3 separate regions of the Homo sapiens genome follow, and regions 2 and 3 are each linked to region 1. A link is an interaction called in ENCODE POLR2A ChIA-PET data of the cell type or tissue named here. Cell type or tissue: HepG2. All regions are shown on one strand. Links, peaks and the distances in the headings refer to the core of each region. The heading gives the core; the rest is flanking DNA. Region 1 holds the start of ACSL6-AS1 (ACSL6 antisense RNA 1). Region 2 overlaps RAPGEF6 (Rap guanine nucleotide exchange factor 6). Region 3 overlaps FNIP1 (folliculin interacting protein 1).

Region 1 (6,485 bases), core at 778-5,777:
GTTTAGAGAGAAATGGAGGTTGGGCCTTCCCCCATCCAGTAGGCTGGTAGGGGATTTGGGTGCATGTGTCCCCGATCTCCTTGCCACAGACCAGATATGGAAGGCTATGACCTGTGGAACCAACTTTTCTAGGTCATTCTGAAGTGTCCTGTCTCCTCTGTCTCCTGCTTCTGCTCCCTGGACAGTTCCATGACCTCTCACAGAGACATGCCTGGCACCTTGGCTTCATGAAGATACTGTGTGGCCCAAACGAATACCAGTTTCCTTTAGCCCCAGAGGCTGACAAGACATATCTCCCTTGGATTTCAGGAGATCTGTGGAGCATCCACCAACCCACCTGTTGGTTCAAAATCAACTCCAAAGTGGTTTTGTCCTAGATGTCCTCTCAGGCTCAACGGCCACATGTGTGCTTGAGATCTTGCTGTGCTATTTCTCCTGGTAGTGGGAGTCTGAGTGGCATCCATGCTCCACAGGGCACAAGGTCTGTGCTGTGGTTAATAGGCAGCTCCTGGTGACCATGGGGTGTCAGAGAAGCAGTGTTCTGGCTGCTGAAAGTCAGCCAAAAAAAAAAAAAAAGGATAGAAGCCTGACCTTGGCATGGAGCCTTGGTTGAAGAAGGAGCCCCAGCCCTGGAAGCTAGTGATCCCGCACATGGGGCTCTGGGCTGCCCTTATCCCCACCTCCCACTCGAGGGCACTTGTGGCAGCAGGAGTGTGGGCACCAGGCAGAGGACACACGTGCCCTCCATTATTGAAAGTCCTCTCTGTGCACTGCAGGGTCTTCTTGTGTACCAGCACTTTTTTCTTCCCATTTCTTTCTCCATGTTTACCATCAACACTGTGAGAATAACTGAAGTTTCCTTATCCAAAAAAAGGGTGCTACTCCAGATTCCGCCACTACTGTTTTCGAAAAGCACAAAACCAACAGAGCCTCAGAGGGGGCTGACCCTCTTTCTGGATCCCACCTCCATCCCCCCGAACTTACGTAGTGCTTTCCTCAGCAGCCACCGAGGCCTCCAGTTCCGTCTCCAAAGATGATGGGTTCCTTCCAGTGGGTGCAAAGTGAGAGCCCCAGTGATTGGTGTTCATAGTGGGTCAGTGTGAACAACGCCCAATGGCCTGCCTGGGCCAGCTGGGGCCTCGTTTTGCTTTGGTCTGAAAGACATTTTTGTTTTCTGGTGAGAACAGCCCCAGCCTGGCCAGGAGCCGGCCAGCGGCAGGAATACAAACCCTTTCATGTGACAGACCCAAGTGGAGTGATGCCCTCCTGCCAGCAGCAGGCCCTCCCCTGCCGCTCCTGGGAGGCGGCCATTTGCATATTTCCCATTCATCCTGGCCTTGAAAAGGAGGCCTGAGTTCCCAGTGCTCCTGCCCGCTGAGGGCTGGGCCGCTCCAGTCTAATGTTAACTCTGTGGACACTGTAGGCTCTCACAGGCCAACAGCAGAACTTGACCGCTTGCTGCCGGAGGGAGAGCAGCTTAAGGCTGCAGCTGCTGTGCCGCCTGACCTCCAGAGGGGGGATTCAGGAGGTGGCAGATTCCCGTTGACCAGCACAGCCTTTTGCTAAACTGGAGGAAATTCAGATTTGTTTCTTCTTGAGGCATTCAGAAGAGGAATTTTGTCAGACTATGGGGATGCCAGAATATTCAGCTATTTACCAAATTTGCCAGAAAATGTGCCCTTAACCAAGGGCAAAACTCTTTTTGTCTTGCTCACTTTCTAGTCTACAAAAAAATTCAGTGACTCTGGAATGGTAGGTGAAGGAGCCATGCCGGATCCTGGCTGCAGCAGCAATCCCTTTGCCAAGGATGTAGGAGCACAGCTTGCCTGGGGCACTTTTGCATCCCCAGGGCTGAGTGCCATTAGCTTGTGGGCTGTGACTCTGAAGGCATGAGGCAGATATACAGTACCCATCACCATCTTTTTCCTTTCTCCCATAGCTAAGTGCCATCCTGCCAGCCTCAGCTTCCTGCCCCAGTCCTCAGTGCAGACAGGCCTCTGCCTCCTTCCCGCCACTGTGTGAGGGCTCCTGCCAGGGGCCCCAACATCTTACAGGCTCTTCCTGTGACTTACCAACCCACTTCTGTCCCTCTTCGATAGCCCTGTTCTCTACCCTTTCCCACCCAGCTCGGATCCTCTCCTTGTTCTCCCTCCCTGGCTAAGGATGTCTCAGGTTCTGTCTTTTGTGCATTTCTCCCCTAGCACGTGTCCCCAGGAGACCAGCAGGGCTCCTAAGTGAACAAGCAGGCAAGCAAATCCCTCTGTTGCTCCCCCCACCTCAGTGACCCCCAACCATATATTGGCAGGACCCTCCCTACTTCAAGGAGCTTCCCTCTAGCTGGAGGAGGTCGCATCCCATCCTGCTTGTACCCCAGCCACCTGCAGTTGAGCTCTGAGTGCATGGCCTCGCCATGAGCAGCCCATATGCCCTTTACTGGTTCAAGCTTAGTTTGCAGTGTGTCCTAAGTTTGAGCCAGTGGCAGAAATGAATCATTGCTCCTGAGGCCGGGACACCAGCAGTCCTAACGTGGACATGGCCGGAAAGGCAAAGGATCGTGTTACAGCCACAGGATTTGGCTTCCTGCACAGGAGGGCCTGGCCAGGGAGTGTCCCTGTGCCTGTGAGGTGATGGTGACCCTGGTCAGTATTCCTAGGGTCCTGCCTGCTGTCCCAGGGCTTGGCGTGGAAGGATCTGAACTCGTCCACACCATCAGTCCTGGTTATCATACCCTGTAAATATTTCCAAAGGGACTACTGCTGTTTTTTTAGCCCCTGCTGTCCCTCTTTGCTCTGAGAACTTTGTCCTGCCTAATTCATGGTGAGGGCAACGTTTATCTCAGAGCGTGTGAAAGACACTGTGTATCTGTTTGCTCCTCTGTTCTCAAGGCTATTCATATTTTAAAGTTCCTGAAAGCATTGTTTGTGCCTGGCTTCCTGGTGCTAGCATCAGGAATGTGGACCCACATTCCCTGAGCAGGGCTTAGGGTGAGTGAGATTTTTGAGAGGTACTGTCATGAGGATGGGGAGGCCAGCGGGCAGTGGAGGCTGCTAAAGGGAGGCATGCTCACAGTGAGCTTGGGCTAGTTGCAACAGGTGGCTCTGTAAAGTACTCAGTCACAGCCAGCCTTAGCTGGGCCTTTCTACATTCAAGGGGCTTAATTGAACCATCAGAGCTATGATCAGGCTCCTTGGGGAAGCTTGGCAGGTGAGCCACCATGTAACCTGGCAACCCCGTATCGTATCCTGGGCCTCTATCTCATGGGGGATGTACAGTGGGTCCCACCTGGCAATTCCCAAGTCAGGGAGGCTCTTTGCTCCATTTCTGCCCTGGTCTTATGTGGTTCTGTGAATCTAATTAAAACCCAAGAGGAAAATGGAGAGCAAACCCTTCTCTCACAGCAGAGAGAAGCTTGAATCCCTGTGTGGAGAGGGCAGGTGTTGGGCAAGTGTGCGCTGCTGTGTTTGCACCTCTGCAGGTCAGGGTTGTACATGTGTGATGGTGAAGGCTGTGCATTTCTCAACCTGGCAACTGGGCTGCACACTGCTTGGGGTGAAACTACTCCCTCAGCTCTATGCCTCTGGCACTCTGTGGGATTTCCCACAGACCACTGGATTTCCTGCCCCAGAGGCTGCCTTGAGAAGCATTAAAGGAAGCTTTCATATTAAAAGCATCTCTGAAGATATTTGGAGAAAAGTAAGGGTCCTGCCTAGAAGAAAGGTGAAGTGACTTTGTGGGCTGATCGGGGGTGCTCAGATATTCGTTCATTTTAATCGGGGTGGGTTGGGGGAAGCTAGGGCCAAGTTCCAGATGAGGGTCGCTGAGGCAGGACGCTCTTCTCATGGCTCACCCAGATGGTAGGGTGAGTAGTGGAAGCTGTTATCTGCTCCAGGGAAGGTGTTGCAAGCCTGTGGGCTCTAGACTTGCCAGGCAATTGGGCAAACAGCTTTCAAGAGGGAGCTCAGAGCACTGGGTCCTGTCCTGGGACATTCTTGCAGCAAGGGAGCAGGGTTAAATTTGGGTGGACAGTGGCCCAGTGCAGGCAGACTCGTAATTGCCCAGAAGCACCTGATGTGGGTAGGGCCTGGGGGTGGTAGTAAGCTGGCTCCTGTGGCCTAGACTTGTCTTTTACTTATTAGCAGGTGCCACCATGAGTCTAGCTGTCTACCTTATGATCAGAATGAGTGTCCAATTCAAAATACGCAGTGATCATACTTGTGTGCTCAGCCACATGTTAGCCATGGAAATAGTAGTGAAAATGCTATGGAAGTAGCCACCCACACCCCTAAGCCTCACAGATCTTGCAGTAGTGAGACCCCCGAGAGCCCCTGGGACCTCAGTCTCTCAGTCTGGCAGAGGTGCTGCAGGACTTCAGAGCTCAGCTTCGGTCCTAATAGGCAAGGGTGTGGGTTCTGGCTCCAGGGTGACCATTCCCATGCAAACTAGGCAACAGTATCTCTTAGTGCAGGCATGAGAGCAGGGCTGGTGTGCTGCCCTGGGGTCTTGTGGTGGAGATCAGCCACTATCTTCCACCTGCTGGCTCTGATCCTTGGTCCAGAGTGTCCTCACTCCCCAGAGCATCCCTAAGCAGATGTTTTATCTGGAACTGTGCCATTTCTTTCCTCTTCCCAAGTAGATTGGCTGTGACCTTGTGGGGGTGGGGAGCAGAGGCAGCCCCTGGGAGAGGCTGGAGGCAGAATCTCCCGGGTAGATGGTACAGTCGCCCTCAGTGCCAGAGAGCTAGCATCCCCATCCCCTACTCCCCACTACTTCCTGTCACCCCCCACCCCCTACACACATAAACTCATGCTCACTGCAGTCCCAAGCCCACAGCAAAGGCCTGGCCCTAATCATTGTCTCAAATGGATGTGTAAGGAGACTTTGTTCTTAAGAAACCCACTTGGCAAACTCCCTTTCAGAACTGCAAACAGGGTGGGGTGAGGGGAAAAGCAGGGGGGTGTAAGCTGAGGCTCTGGCACGCTGGCAGGGTGAGGGTTAAGGCTGGGTTGCTTGGCTCTGAGCTGATCTGAGCCAGCACCGCCCTGCATGCAGATGGAGGTGGGGCTGGCGGGGGCCTTGAGGGGCCAGCAACTCCTTACAGAACTGCTGTGTGCCCTGTTCCCTGCCAGACCTGCTCCCACAGCCACCAGGGAGCCTGTGCTACCACTGCTAACGGCTCTACCACCACCCGGCTTCTCAGAGCAGGCGGCTGTTGCCATCGACTGTCCCCAGGAGGGCAGACTCGGGGCAGGGCCTTCGCCACTTTTGTGCTTTGATCAAGATGTGGTAACTTCTTTCCCTGGGCCCCACAGGCCCTATAAAGGGAGGCTGGTTCTAGTGGGACGAGCTCAGCCGCCTCCTCAGTGCCAGGAGCCTGCTGGAAAGGTAGGGTGTGAATGCATCTACTTGTGCAAGTTGTCTTTGAGCCCCTTTGGCTTGCAAAGAGATGGAGTAACTGCTTCAGCTACTTGCTATCTACTAAGTGTTTCCCTTACTACATGCCTGGCACTGCACTCTCTGTCCATGAGCTTGTTTGAGATGAGGCCCAGAGGGGCAAAGTGACCTGCCCAAGGCCACACAGCTATCAAGAGACTGAGTCATGATTTGGACCCAGGTCAGTTCAGCACCGGAATACCCAGAATACCCACTTTGGGTCCTCTCCCAAGCTCGTTTGCTAGGGTCCCTGGGCCCTGGGAGAGGTTGTAGTTTTCTTTTCAGAGCTCTTCACTTGGAGTTGAGGAGATTCTTTGATGATTTGGTGGCTGGGCTTGAGCTTCCCCACCCGTTTTGAAGACCTCAGAAGTTTGCAGAGGCCCAGAACTCCATCATATGAACCCCTATTAGAGAGGCTGATACAGAGGAAGCTGGAGTGATTCAAAGGGGAGGGAAGAATCCGAGGATCATGGAGAGCCTCAGTGTGAGCATTAGTTTGGACTCTGGTCCTAAGGCAATAGGAAGCCAGATAAGGTTTCTGAGCAGTGGCATGACATGATCCTATCTACATATCAGGAAATAACTTTGGTAACAGGGCAAGCACCTGTTAGAGCAAGGAGACCTATGGAGAGGGTGGTATGGGAGTCTGGGCTGTGGTTGGTGGTGGCTGTCAGGCCTGGGGCCGTTGGGGTAGAGAGGAGTGGTCGGGTATCCAGCTAGACAATGAAGCCTAGAGTATTGAGGTTAGGAGGCTGGACCAGCAGAGAGTTCTTGGAGCCATGTCAGGGTCCCCAGGGCCAGTTCCACAGTGACTGTGCTCTGGGGCTTTGCTTCTGCCACCCCACCACATTGGAGCCAACATATTTCCCACCAGGGCCCCTTTCTTCCTGTTCTCTCCCATGCTGGATTGCCCTAAATCAGCAGAGGCCATGCTGAGGTGGGAGGAAGTTCCAGTTTCCTTAGCCTTAGCTACCACTTGGTATTCTGAACTGGTCTGTGCTGGAGAAAAAGATGTCGGATATTCCAGGAAGAGAGGAGGAGGTGGCTAGTTCATG
Region 2 (6,485 bases), core at 603-5,602, 390 kb after region 1:
AGACAGACAGACACACGGAGTCTCGCTGTGTCGCCCAGGCTGGAGTGCAGTGGCGCAATCTCAGCTCACTGCAAGCCCTGCCTCCTGGGTTCACACTATTCTCCTGCCTCAGCCTCCCAAGAAGCTGGGACTGTAGGCGCCCGCCACCATGCCCGGCTAATTCTTTGTATGTTTAGTAGAGACGGGGTTTCACCGTGTTAGACAGGATGGTCTTGATCTCCTGACCTCATGATCTGCCTGCCTGGGCCTCCCAAAGTGCTGGGATTATAGGCGTGAGCCACCACACCTGGCCATAATGCTGATATTTTAGTTCAGGGTCATGCAGTCAACATTACAGATGTTGTGAAGGACTACATGTTCATTTGTCCAAATTGTCCCTTTAAAATAAGGAGATTACAAACAAATATTTGAAGCTCTTTGAGGAGGGGCTTTTCAGATTTAAAGTGATAAACCTTATTAGTCTCTCTTTAGGCAGAGAACTGAAGATACATGTATATCTCAAACTTGTGAGTGAAATTCTCTTTCAGACTTTAACATTGAAAAGTTAATTTCTAATTCTTTCTCATATATTCATGGCATTGTTAATGATGTGCCGAAGATGTCCTGTAACTTGAGAAAGGAGAAAATTATATGATATAAGTTTAGTTGAGAGTCTTAGAAAATTCTGGTTCCCTGTAACACTAGCCTACCCACATGGAGTAAGTCAAGTTATGGGAGTTCTGTTTGCCATAACCTAACTTTTGTGTATTACAATTTTCAGAACTTGTTTGCCACCAGAACAAGTTGTCTTGTCAAAAATTACAAGCACATTTCCACAGGATAGACATTTTGTGAGTGCCTGCCTGCCTACACCTAACTCAGTGGTTGGGGCCCAGGCAGCCGTGTTTGTAGTACAGACATTCCTTGACTTACAATGGGGTTATATCATAATACAACCATGGTAAGTTGAAAATCTTGTAAGTCAGAAATGCATTTAATATACCTTACCTACCAAAAATCATAGCTTAGCCTACCTTAAACATGCTCAGAACACTTACATTAGCCTACAGTTGGGCAAAATCATCTAACGCAAAGCCTATTTTATAATAAAGTGTTGTGTATCTGGTATGATTTATTGAATACTGTACAGAAAACGGTGAAAAACAGAATGATTGAATGGATATTCAAATTATCGTTTCCCAGGCTGTCATCACCAAAAAAAAAAAAAAAAAAAAAAAAATTAGCTGAGCATGGTGGTGCACGCCTGTAGTCCCAGCCACTTGGAAGGCCAACGTGGGAGGATTGCTTCAGTCCTGGAGATCGAGGCATCAGTGAGCTATGATTGCCGTCACTGCACTCAGCCTGGGTGACAGAGTGAGACCCCGTCTCTAAAAGCAAAACAAGACAGAAACATAATTCAGTGTCCACTGAATGCATATCGCTTTTGCATCATTGTAAAGTCAGGAAATCTTGTCGAACCATTGTAAGATGGGGACTGTCTCTATATGGCCACACTTACTCCGGCTATTGTTACATAATAAGGCATGAAAAAATGGGGGAAAGTGTATAATTTGGGAAGAAAGAAATAATACTGTATTCATAGGCAGGGCCATTGTATATGCAGAGAATCAAAAATAATCTACAAACTCTGAAAATTAAGTGAATTTATTAACAAGATGGTTGGACTCAAGTTTATTATATAGAATCAATTGATTTATGTAAACCAGCAATAAACCAAAAAGCCTCTAGTTTAAAAAATGACTCTTTTTGAGACAAGAATCTCACTCTGTCACGCAGATTGGAGTGCAGTGGCATGATCCCGGCTCACTGCAACCTCTACCTCCCAGGTTCAAGTGATTTTTGTGCCTGAGCCTCCTGAGTAGCTGGGATTGTAGGCATGCACCACCACACATAGCTAATTTTTGTATTTTTAGTAGAGACGGGGTTTCACCATATTAGCCAGGCTGGTCTCGAACTCCTGACCTGAGTTGATCTCCACTCACTTTGGCCTCCCAAAGTATTGGGATTACAGGTGTGAGCCACCACACCCAGCCAAACATGACATTATTTAAAAATACTAGAAAACTAAATATTTAAGAATAAATCCAACAAAAAGTATAGAAAATTTATTTACTGAATACTACAAAGTGTTCGTGTTAGTCTGGGTTCTGTTAGAAGCAGTTGTCACAACAATATTAGACATGCAAGGAATTTATTAGGGAAAATGCCTCTGAGCAAAAATGGAGAGAGTTGGTAGAGCATTCACACCAGAATGCTCATGTGACATTTGTGAAGGAGAGACGAAAGGAAGTTTGAGTGGAAGAGCCTTAGACTGCACTGTAACAGTGGTTTAGCAAGGTGGAAGGAGAATCCTTGAACCCATCAGAGTATTCCTGAGTCTCCCAGAACAGGCATTCCTTAGTATTTTTACCAGGCTCAGTTATTGATTGGGAGTATCGCATGGGAAGCTGGGCCCCAGTTCAAACATGTTGATAAATTACAGAGCCCCGTAATAGGGATTTTGTTCAAATACACTCCCTGTAGTTTGGAATCTGAGAGGCATATTTTCAAGGCCACCTGAGCTTACACTTTGCACCACACAAATCTACTTCTTCACATAGGTTTGAAGTTCAGGGAGCAGCTCCTCCATGGCTCTCAATGAGCTTCTTTTCCTGAGAAGAAACTTAGACAAGAGATGGTGGTGGGAAGAATTATAGCCCCTGTATGGTTGATCTCGGGGTTGCAACTGGTACTTATCCTCTCTCCTCCACTATGCATTTTGTTTTCTCCTCACATAATCAGCTCTGCAGGTCTCAGTGGCTTATATGTTGGTATGACTCAAGCCTTCTTTCCTGAAATGTCTGAACCCTTGGTAATCATTCTTCTCAGGCTAATGCTGGGATATATATCCGTTTACAGTTACAGTGAGGTAAAGGAATAACCAAGCGAGTCATGTGGATTCCACACATTCCTCTCTGTTCACATTACATAAAAGCAGCCCTGCGTCCACCTACTGCTCAGGATCAGTTATCCCTGCCAAAATGGCAACTCTTCTTACCTGCTGATTCTTGGGCCCTGGTGTTTAAAGTGCCCTGGTGGCAGCTGTAAACTTGTTCACTGAGACTCTTGTACTGTTGCCTGGCAAGAGTATAGGCCTTTGGAACCAGGACCTGCAAACATGCAGAGTCCATAGCTGTAGGAATGGGAAGTACAAAATCCCTTTGTGGCTCATTGGGAATAATGATAAATGGGTGACTCTTGCTTCTACTCATTTGTTTCTAGGCCCATCTGTTCTTCCTGCTGTATACACTGCTCCATATAGAGGTCTGTGGTTTGATGTATCTTCATATTAAAAGGTGTCATTCCATTATTTCACATTATTGCCTTTAAGCTGAAAGTTCAGCTATGCCTTTATAAGGTTATTACAGCGTTCTGTGAGGCCAGTTGCTTCTGGATTGTGTGGTATGTGATATGACTAGTGGTCCCAAGGTTGTGATCATACTCCTGTGTTTGCTTTGAATTGGGTCCACTGGTTGGACTCTGGTATGTGGGATTCTAGTCCTGTGGTTCAGGCATTCTGGAAGCCCCTGGATTATGATCCTGGCTGAACCTCTGAGGTAAGTAAGATAAACCCAAACCCAGAATATAGATATCTATCACTGTGAAATGAACTACTGGCCGTTCTGGGATGAGAGACACCATATATAGTCTACTTGTTATCAAATGACTGGTTGCTCTTCTTGAATAATAGGATCATATCAGGAACTCATACGGTTGGTCTCTGTTGCTGACAGGTTGGACATTCAGAAGTAGCAGTAGCTAGACAGACCTTGATAAGTGGAAGTTTATATTGTTGGACACATGTGTAGCCTCTATCTAGTGTCATTGTGGTCAGTCTAATCATCTATTAATTGTGCCAGTTCTGGGATATCCTTTTTTATCTTCATGGTTGTTCAGTGCCTCTTCCATGTTTAATGCCTTTTGGTGGGCATTAGTGTGGAATACAGAAAACTTTATACACTTTGTGCCCATTCCCATGTCTCCATCCTGTGTCTTTACCCTATCCCTCCTTGTCCCTGATCTTTTTGTCTTTTTCCTTCTAGACCCCTGACCAGACATCCATGCACTGGAATTTACATATATTTTCACCTTGGGCCACTGTCTTGTCTGTTTTGTGTTGCTATAACAGAATACTTGAGGCTGGGTCATTTATAAAGAAAGAGCTTTATTTGGCTCACAATTCTGGTGACTGGAAGATTCTAGATTGGCCACCTGCATCCAATGAGGGCCTCAGACTGCTTCTACTCATGGCAAAAAGTGAAAGGGGAGCAAGTGTGTGCAAGATCACATGGCAGGCTGGGCGCAGTGGCTCACGCCTGTAATCTCAGCACTTTGGGAAGCCAAGGCAGAATTGCTTGAGCCCAGGAGTTCGAGACCAGCCTGGGCAGCAAAGCAAGACCTTGTCTCTACAGAAAATAAAATAAATAAATAAATAAAACTAAATGGGCATGGTGTTGTGTGCATGTGCCTGTAGTCCCAGCTACTCAGGAATCTGAGGTGGGACGATTGCTTGAGCCCAGGAGGTTGGGGCTGCAGTGAGCCATGCTGATGCTGCGAAAAAAAAAAGAGATCACGTGGTAAGGGAGGAAGCAAGAGAGAGAAACCAAGGAAGCCAGACTTTTTTTAACAACCCTCTCTCGGGGGAACCAATTGGTTTCTGTGAGAGTGAGAACTCACTTACCCCCTCAGACAAGCATTGATCTATTTACAAGGGATCCACCCGCATGACCCAAACAGCTCTTGCTAGGTCCTACCTGCTAACACTGCTACATTGGGGATCAAATTTTAGCATGAGTTTTGGCAGGGACAAACCATATCCAAACCATAGCAGCTGCTATCCTTTGGCATGACCCATATCTACTGCTCACAACTCTACCCATTGAGGAGATTTTTCCTTTTCTCTTTCTTTTAAGGCTGTTCCTGAATGTGACTTCAACATAGCCTGTCAAAAAAAGAGTTAATAGAACAGATCTGAGACTGCTGTCCTTAGGAAGACCTATTTGTAAAGTAGTCTTTTTTGGCGGCTGGCATCTGGGAACTTGGATTTCAGGAATGTTCCCAGCATTTCATAACTGATAAGATTTAAAATATAGACATTCTTATCCAGGGTTAACAGACTTTTTCTATAAAGGGCCAAATAGTGAATGTTTTAGGTTTTGTGGCCCAGATGATTTTTCTTACAACTACTTAACTCTGCTTTTATAGCATGAAAAGAGCCATAGCCAATAGGTAAATGAATGGGCATGGCTATGTTTAGCAGTATCTCTTCTACCTACATGATGCCAGTAGCACCACTCCCTCAAAATTGTGACAGCCTAAAATAACTCCAGACGTTGCTAAATATCACCAAGATGGGAAGAATCAGTCTTAGTTCAGGACTACTACAATGATTTTTTCAGGTGGATCTTTACTTCACTTTAGATATTTCCGGATGTCCTATCTTATGAAAAACGTTTTATATATTTGTCTTTTTTGTTGTTGTTTTTAGTTGTTTTAGGTGAAGAGTAAGTCTAGTTTCTTTTATTTTATCTTGACCTAAAGCCAAAGTCACTTCGACATTGCAGGAGGTGTCCTGACGTGCCCCCAACCACTGTATCCCGAAAAACTTCACTGAAATGGCATATCTTTTGAGTCTTCATAGTGTTTATCTCCCATTTTCTGGAGCCGCATGTGTGTTACCAAGGACTCTAAGGGTACCAGTCACCTCTAGCCTATTCTTTTATTCATTCTGTCCAATCAGCATGATGTAATATATGTAAATAGATCAGGAGGTTTAGATGTCTGTCCCCCACCCAACCCCCACTGACTGTGTTATGACAGAGAGCGGAAGAGTTAAGAGTCCTAAGATAAAACTGTAAGTTAATATTGCCTTGCATGGATGCAGATTTTTTTCTGATCTTCTAATTGGAATGGAAAGTAAAGTAATGGAAAGTAACACCACATCAGTATTTGAGGCTTAATCAGCTTCAGCAGCAATATTATGGCTGAGACTGCAGGCTGTGATTAGGGCTAGAATTTGGTTCATTCTGTGGTAGTCTGCACAGTCATTTTTTAGGATCTGTCTGCTTTCTCCATAAATTAAATAGAATACAATAGAAACTATTACCTCTGCGTACTTCTGAGTCTTTACTGGTGGCACTAGTCTTTATTCTGTGCCCCTCTGGAAGAAATAGTCTTTTATTTACTGTCTTGTTCTGGGGAATGGGGCAGAGGTTTCCACTTGGCTTTTTCCATTGTGACGGCTTTTACCACACAGGTCATGGACCCATTATTTAGGGTATTCTAACTGCCAAGTATATAAATTCTAATTATAAACTGAGGGAGTGGGGAATGACCATTATTAGGTGGATCTGCAGACTCAGTGGACCCACTGTGAGCCACACTTTTGCCATGACTCTCTTTATTACCTACATTCAGCAGGTTCTGGCTGAGTGGTTGGTGCTTTT
Region 3 (6,485 bases), core at 494-5,493, 310 kb after region 1:
GGTTTCCTGATAAAGGCTTAACAATTTTACTGATCTTTTCAGAGAACCAGCGTTTGGTTTTGTTGATATTCTCTATTTTCTGTTCAATTACAATAATTTCTGCTCTAGATTTTACTATTCCTTATCTCTTGAATGCTTTAGTTTTATGTTGCTGTTTGTCTAGTTTCCTAAGATTAAAGCTTAGATCGTTGATTTTAGATCTTCTTTTCTAATATATGTATTCAATACTATTAATTTCCCTTTAAGCACTCCTTTTGCTGCATTCACAAGTATTGATAAGTTGAATTCACATTTAGTTCAAAATATTTTAAAATTTCTTTCAAGATGTCTTCTTTGACCTATGTGTTATTTAGATGCATGTTTTCAATCTCCAAGTATTTGGGGATTTTCCAGTTATCTTTTTCTTACTGATTTCTAGTTTGTGATTTGAGAACATACATTGTATGATTTGTATTATTTTAAATTTGCTAAGGTGTGTCTTATGGCCTAGAATGTGGTCCATTTTGGCAAATGTTCCCTGTCAGCATGGGAAGATTGTGTATTCTCCTGTTTTTGGATGAGGTATTGTATAAATGTTAATTAGATTCAGTTGACTGATGGTACTGTTCAGCTCTATTATATCCTTACTAATTTTCCGCCTGATGGATACGTCATTTACTGATAGAGGAGTGTTGAAGTTTCTAAGGAAAATAGTGGATTTATTTCTTCTTGCAGCTCTGTTTTTGCCTCACATACTTTGATGCTTTTTTGTTAACTGCAAATTCATTAAGGATAATTATGTCTTCTTGGAAAATTAGCTCCTTATCATTATGAAGTGCCCCTCTTTATCTCTGATAATTTTCACTGTTCTGACCTCTGCTTTGTCTGAAGTTAACACGGCTATTAGTCCATTTTCGTACTGCTATAAAGAACTGCCCAAGACTGGGTAATTTATAATGGGAAGAGGTTTAATTGATTCACAGTTCAGCATGGCTGTGGAGGCCTCAGGAAACTCGTAATTATGGCGGAGTGTGAAGAGGAAGCAAGGCACCTTCTTCACAAGGCAGCAGGAAGGAAAAGTGCCGAGCGAAGGGGAAAGAAGAGCTCCTTATAAAACCATCAGATCTGATGAGAACTCAGTCACTATCACAAGAACAGCATGGGGGAAACCGCCTCCGTGATTCAAATACCTCCACATGGTCTTGATCCCTTGACATGTGGGGATTATGGGGATTATGGGCTTACAATTCAAGATGAGATTTGGGTAGGGACACAAAGCCTAACCTTATCGGTTATTCCAGCTTTCTTTTGGTTAGTGTTAATGTAGTATATCTTTTTCTATACCTTAACTTTTATTTTATTTTATCTTATTTTATTTTATTTTATTTTTGAGATGGAGTATTGCTCTGTCACCCAGGCTGGAGTGCAGTGGCGTGATCTTGGCTCACTGCAAGCTCCGCCTCCCGGGTTCACACCATTCTCCTGCCTCAGCCTCCTGAGTAGCTGGGACTCCAGGCACCCGCCACCATGCCCGGCTAATTTTTTTTTGTATTTTTAGTAGAGATGGGGTTTCACCGTGTTAGCCAGGATGGCCTCGATCTCCTGACCTCGCGATCCACCCTCCTCGGCCTCCCAAAGTGCTAGGATTACAGGCGTGAGCCACTGCACCCGGCTTCTATACCTTAACTTTTAATCTATCTCTGACTTTATATTTAAAATGGGTTTCTTGTAGACAACATAAAGTTGGTTCTCTGCCTTTTAACTGGTGTATTAAGACCACTCACATTTGAAGTGATAATTGATATAGTTGGATTAATATCTATCATATTTGTAATAGTTTTCTATTTATTTCACTTTATGTTTTTATCCTCCTCTTTTTATGTCTTCTCTGGTTTTAAGCAGTTAAACGCTTCCATTTTTCTCTCCTCTTTTAGCATGTCATTTATATTTCTTAAAAACTTCACTTTTTAGTGTTTGTCCTATAGTTGGCAATACACATTTACAACTTTCAAATAACCATGTACTGCTTCACAGGGAGTGCACATACTTCATAACAAAATATTCCAATTTCTCCCTCACATCACATCCCTTATAACATTGCTGTCATTCAATTTAATTTTCCATTAGCTATGATCATTCAATATATTGTCATTTTTATTACCCTAAACAATTATTTTTCTATTAGGTCAATTTAGAATAAGGAAAATGAAAGACTTTATTTTACATTTATTACTTTTTGGATACTCTTTTTATGTAGATTTGCATTTCTAACCTGTTTTCTCTGAAAAATATCTTTCAACATATATTAAATGTCATTTTTTTCTGCCATCAAATCTGTCAGTTTTGGTCTGAGGAAGTCTTTCTCTTTTCCTTTTGAATTATTTTGCTGGATACAGAATTCTAGGTTATTGTTTTTCTTTCAATGTTTTAACCATTTTTCTCCAGTCTCTTTTTTTTTTTGCATAGTTTCTAACAAGAACTCTAATGCAGTTCTTACTCTTCTATAGGTAAGGTTGTTTTTGTCCTTCTTACTTCCATTAAGATTTTGTCTTTGGTTTTCTGCAGTTTCAGTATGATATATATAGGAGTAGATTTGTTGGTATTTATCCTGCTTGGTGTTCTGTGAGCCTCCTGCGTCTATGGTTTGTTGTCTGTTACTAATTTTTTTTTAATTCGAAGCTATTATTCATATATTTTACTTCTCCATTTTGTATTTATTACATGTATACTTTTGTAATTGTACCACAGCTCCTGGATATTATTTTTTATCCTTTATTCTCTTGGCTTTTCAGTTTCGGAATTTTTATTGACATACCTTCAAGTTCATTGATTCTTTCCTTGGTCATGTCCAGTCTGCTGATGTGCCCATCAAAAGCATTCTTCATTCCTGCTCCTTTTTTTTTTTTTTTTAATTGCTAGCATTTCCTTTTGATTTTTTAAATGACTTTCCATCTCGCTGTTGCATTATTTGGTCTTGCATGTTGTCTATTTTAAACATCAGAGCAACAATAATCATATATATTATATAAAATAAACATATTTATCATAATTTTCAATTCCCATTCTGATAATTCTAAAATCTTTGCCAAATTTGAGTTTGATTCTGATGCTTTCTTTGTTCAGACTAGTTTTTGTTGCTTTCTAATTTTTCATTGATAGCTATATATGATGTATTAGGATATAGGAACTGAGTTTAATAAGATTTTAGTATGAAGTTTTATATTAACCTAGCTAGGAGCCTTAGATGTGTTTAATGTTTGCTGTAATGTTAGTTGTAGGTGCCAGAAGCCTCACTTTCCCATAGTTTCCTTTTTTTTTTTTTTATTTTAAACTCCTCTTTCTTTGGTTTTCCCCAAGAACTACTTCTTTGAATAGATTCTGTGTCCTGCAGCTCTTTTAGTTGTAATCTGCATTTGTTACACTGGAGCTATGTTGATATGGAAGTAAGGTGTTGGAGAGAGGAAGGGGAAATGTTCTGTAATCTTAAAATTAAATCTGATTTTTTTTTTTTAGTCTGAATTTCTGGGATGTGACCTTTGGAAGTATTTCTTAGCCATCCCCTCTCCCTGCCACCTATTTTTCTTTCCAGAGGCCAGCGAGGAAGGCTGCTTCTCTCTCAAGTCAGATAAGGCTCTGGTAAAATAGTTTTATTTGGAGGGCAGACCTTTGTTTTGGAGAATGTTCTAGGAATATTTCAAAACTGTTACTTTGTCACTACCTCTGTCCGAACCATAGCCAGATGTTTCTCTGATTTTCACCATGAAAATATGGTAGTATCCCATGAAAGTGGGGAGGTCTCCCTAAGACTAGGTCCCTAGGAGTTTTTGTCACTGAGAGGAATTCACACTCATTCTTCAGCAGTTAGTCAATTACTATTTAAGTGTTCCTGCTGGTTATTGGCTCCAAAGGCTTCTGCTTCAGGTAACTTGATCTCAGTTGTCATTCTCTGTATTTACCCATTTTTTCAGTTTTCAGAGTGATGGTTTTCCCTCTGTCCGCAGTTTGGTGATGTAACTAAGAAAAGTCATTGATTTTTCAGTTCCTTCAGTTTTTCCCTTGTTCTGAGAACAAGAATAATGACTTCCAAGCTCTTTGCAGGTCAAAGCTGAAATTGGAAGTTCACATATTTTTAAATCAATATTTTAATGTAAGAATACATTGAACTGAAGTAAGATTTAAAACTTTGTTGAGTTAAAAACTGAAATTGGGCCAGGTATAGTAGCTCATGCCTGTAATCCCAGCACTTTGTGAGGCCAAGGTAGGTGGATCATTTGAGTCCAGGAGTTCAAGACCAGCCTGGGCAACATGGTGAAACTCTGTCTCTACAAACAATACAAAAATTAGCCAGGATTGGTGGTGCATGCCTGTAATCCTAGCTACTGGGGAGGCTGAGGCAGGAGGATCAGTTGAACCTGGGATTCAGAGGTTACAGTGAGCCGAGATTGTGCCATTGCACTCTAGCTTGCATGACAGAGCAAGACCCTGTCTCAAAGGAAAAAAAAAAAAAAGCCAAACAAACCACAACCTAAATTGATCTAGACTTTTCTTTGGAATTTAAATTACATCATAAACCTATGCTTTTTTTTTTTTTTTGAGAAAGGAAAAAAAAACCATTCAGATACTGCTGTCACTAGAGAAGTATAATGAAAACTGTTTCCCAAACTCTTAGAGTTTGTTTAGTAGGTATGGGGCTAGCATCTACATTTCACAAACTCTTTTGGTAATAACTAGCTTAAACTTTATTCAGGGGCCAAGCTTGGTGGCGCATGCCTGTAATCGCAGCACTTTGGGAGGCCACGGTGAGAGGATTGCTTAGAGTTTTGAGACCAGCCTGGGCAAAAAAAGCAAGACCCTGTGTCTGTTGATAGCACAACAGGGTGACTATAGTCAATAATAATTTAGTTGTACATTTTAAAGTAACTGAAAGAGTATGATTGGATTGTTGGTAACAAAGGATATATTCTTAAGATGGTGGATACCCCATTTATCCTGATATGATTATTACACATTGTACCCCATAATTTATATTACACTTACAGTGTACCCACAAAATTTAAAATCAATAAAAGACCTCATCTCTAAAGTAAAAATTTTCGAAGTAGCCAGGCTCAAGTGGCGTGCACCTGTAGTCCCAGCTACTTAGGAGGCTGAAGCTTGGCAGGATTGGTTGAGCCTAGGTAGTCAAGGTTGCAGTGAGTTATGATTGTGCCACTGCACTTCAGCCTGGGTGACAAAGTGAGACCACATCTCTTTAAAAAAAGGACAAAACTCTTTTCAAGGAGAAAAATTACCAAATTGTGTCTTTCTTCTGCACTACTATAATGGAACTATAAGCCTTGTCTTACACAATTACTGTTCAACTCTTAGCAGGGATGTCAGAGTCAGCATTTGAGAGCAGTTTTGTATTGAAATAAAGAGCAATTTCTGATTCTTCAGAGTGATTATATATGCAAACGAAGGTGTCTGTGTGTTTTATTGAAATCAGGACATTTTGAACCTAATATCCTGATAAGCTAAAATACTATCAATTGGGTAAAATTGGTTATTTATTATCCCTAATGGTTTATGACAGCTTTACTCTGTATACATTCCCTTGTAGCCCAGTGCATGTGCCACCAGTGCCTGTGCTCTTTACATAGCTGAAAGATTGAACTTAACCACAATTCAAACACACACATACACACAACTAGAGTGGTTTCTCTACCTATAAAATAGGCCTCTTATGAATATAAGTAGTATTTGAGAACTATGAAAAGTTATAGCCTTGTATTTGTCTAAATTTAATCTACAGTTGGAATTTTTTTTTTTTAACTGGAGTGAGGCAGGATTGCTTGAAAGCTTACTCAAAGATTCTTAAGGAGCGAGGTGCAGTGGCTCACGCCTGTAATCCCAGCACTTTGATAGGCTGAGGAGGGTGGAACATCTGAGGTCAGGAGTTTGAGATCATCTTGGCCAGCATGGTGAAACCCGTCTCTACTAAAAATACAAAAATTAGCTGGATAGTGGCGGCTGCCTGTAGCCCCAGCTACTGAGGAGCCTGAGGCAGGAGAATTGCTTGAACCAGGGAGCCTCGGAGGCGGAGGTTGCAGTGAGCTGAGATTGTGCCACTACACTCCAGCCTGGGCAACAGAGCAAGACTCCATCTCAAAAAAAAAAAAAAAAAAGATTCTTAAGGGTTTTGCTTCCCCTGAAGTAGATATTATGCCAGTAATATAAAAGAAATGTGCAATGAATAATCAGATGTTTCATTTGTAATTTTTTATTTTTTGTGGTTTAAATTGTTTTTGTTTTTGAGAGAGGGTTTCAAAACACTCCTAGGCAGGAGTGCAGTGGCAGAGGATAGCTCACTGGAACCTTGATATTTTTAAATATTTTTTAAATATGTTGTATAATGGGGTTACTATGTTGTCCAGGCTAATCTTGAACTCTTGTCCTCAAGGGATCCTCTTGCCTCAACCACCCACAGTACTGGGATTACAGGCATGAGCCACCGTGCCTTGTCTGGT

What was found. Peaks named below come from ENCODE experiments on the same cell type or tissue, not always from the same donor. Only the 100,000 strongest peaks of a DNase experiment are listed, where the experiment ranks them.
Region 2: POLR2A ChIA-PET joins it to region 1 with 6 read pairs; 3 of 35 experiments call an interaction of 5 or more read pairs at or near these places.
Region 3: POLR2A ChIA-PET joins it to region 1 with 5 read pairs; 3 of 35 experiments call an interaction of 5 or more read pairs at or near these places.

Annotation. Positions count from the first base shown.
Region 1 is chr5:131,998,311-132,004,795 of GRCh38, reverse strand. All of the region lies in intron 1 of ACSL6 (acyl-CoA synthetase long chain family member 6), which reads left to right. It overlaps ACSL6-AS1 (ACSL6 antisense RNA 1), which reads right to left and starts at 1,223. Exons shown (of 2, transcript NR_183256.1): 1 at 985-1,223. RefSeq lists an enhancer at 2,447-3,042. In HepG2, for the core only: a CTCF peak has its summit at 1,497; DNase peaks (open chromatin) are centred at 1,345 and 2,855.
Region 2 is chr5:131,606,936-131,613,420 of GRCh38, reverse strand. The region is part of intron 1 of RAPGEF6 (Rap guanine nucleotide exchange factor 6); the gene reads left to right. Among named protein-coding and RNA genes, the nearest start is that of RAPGEF6, 25 kb to the left of the region's middle. In HepG2, for the core only: no CTCF peak of the experiment used is centred there; DNase peaks (open chromatin) are centred at 2,490, 2,920 and 3,500; H3K4me3 peaks cover 1,266 bases.
Region 3 is chr5:131,685,107-131,691,591 of GRCh38, reverse strand. The region is part of intron 11 of FNIP1 (folliculin interacting protein 1); the gene reads left to right. Among named protein-coding and RNA genes, the nearest start is that of RAPGEF6, 53 kb to the right of the region's middle. In HepG2, for the core only: no CTCF peak of the experiment used is centred there; no DNase peak of the experiment used is centred there.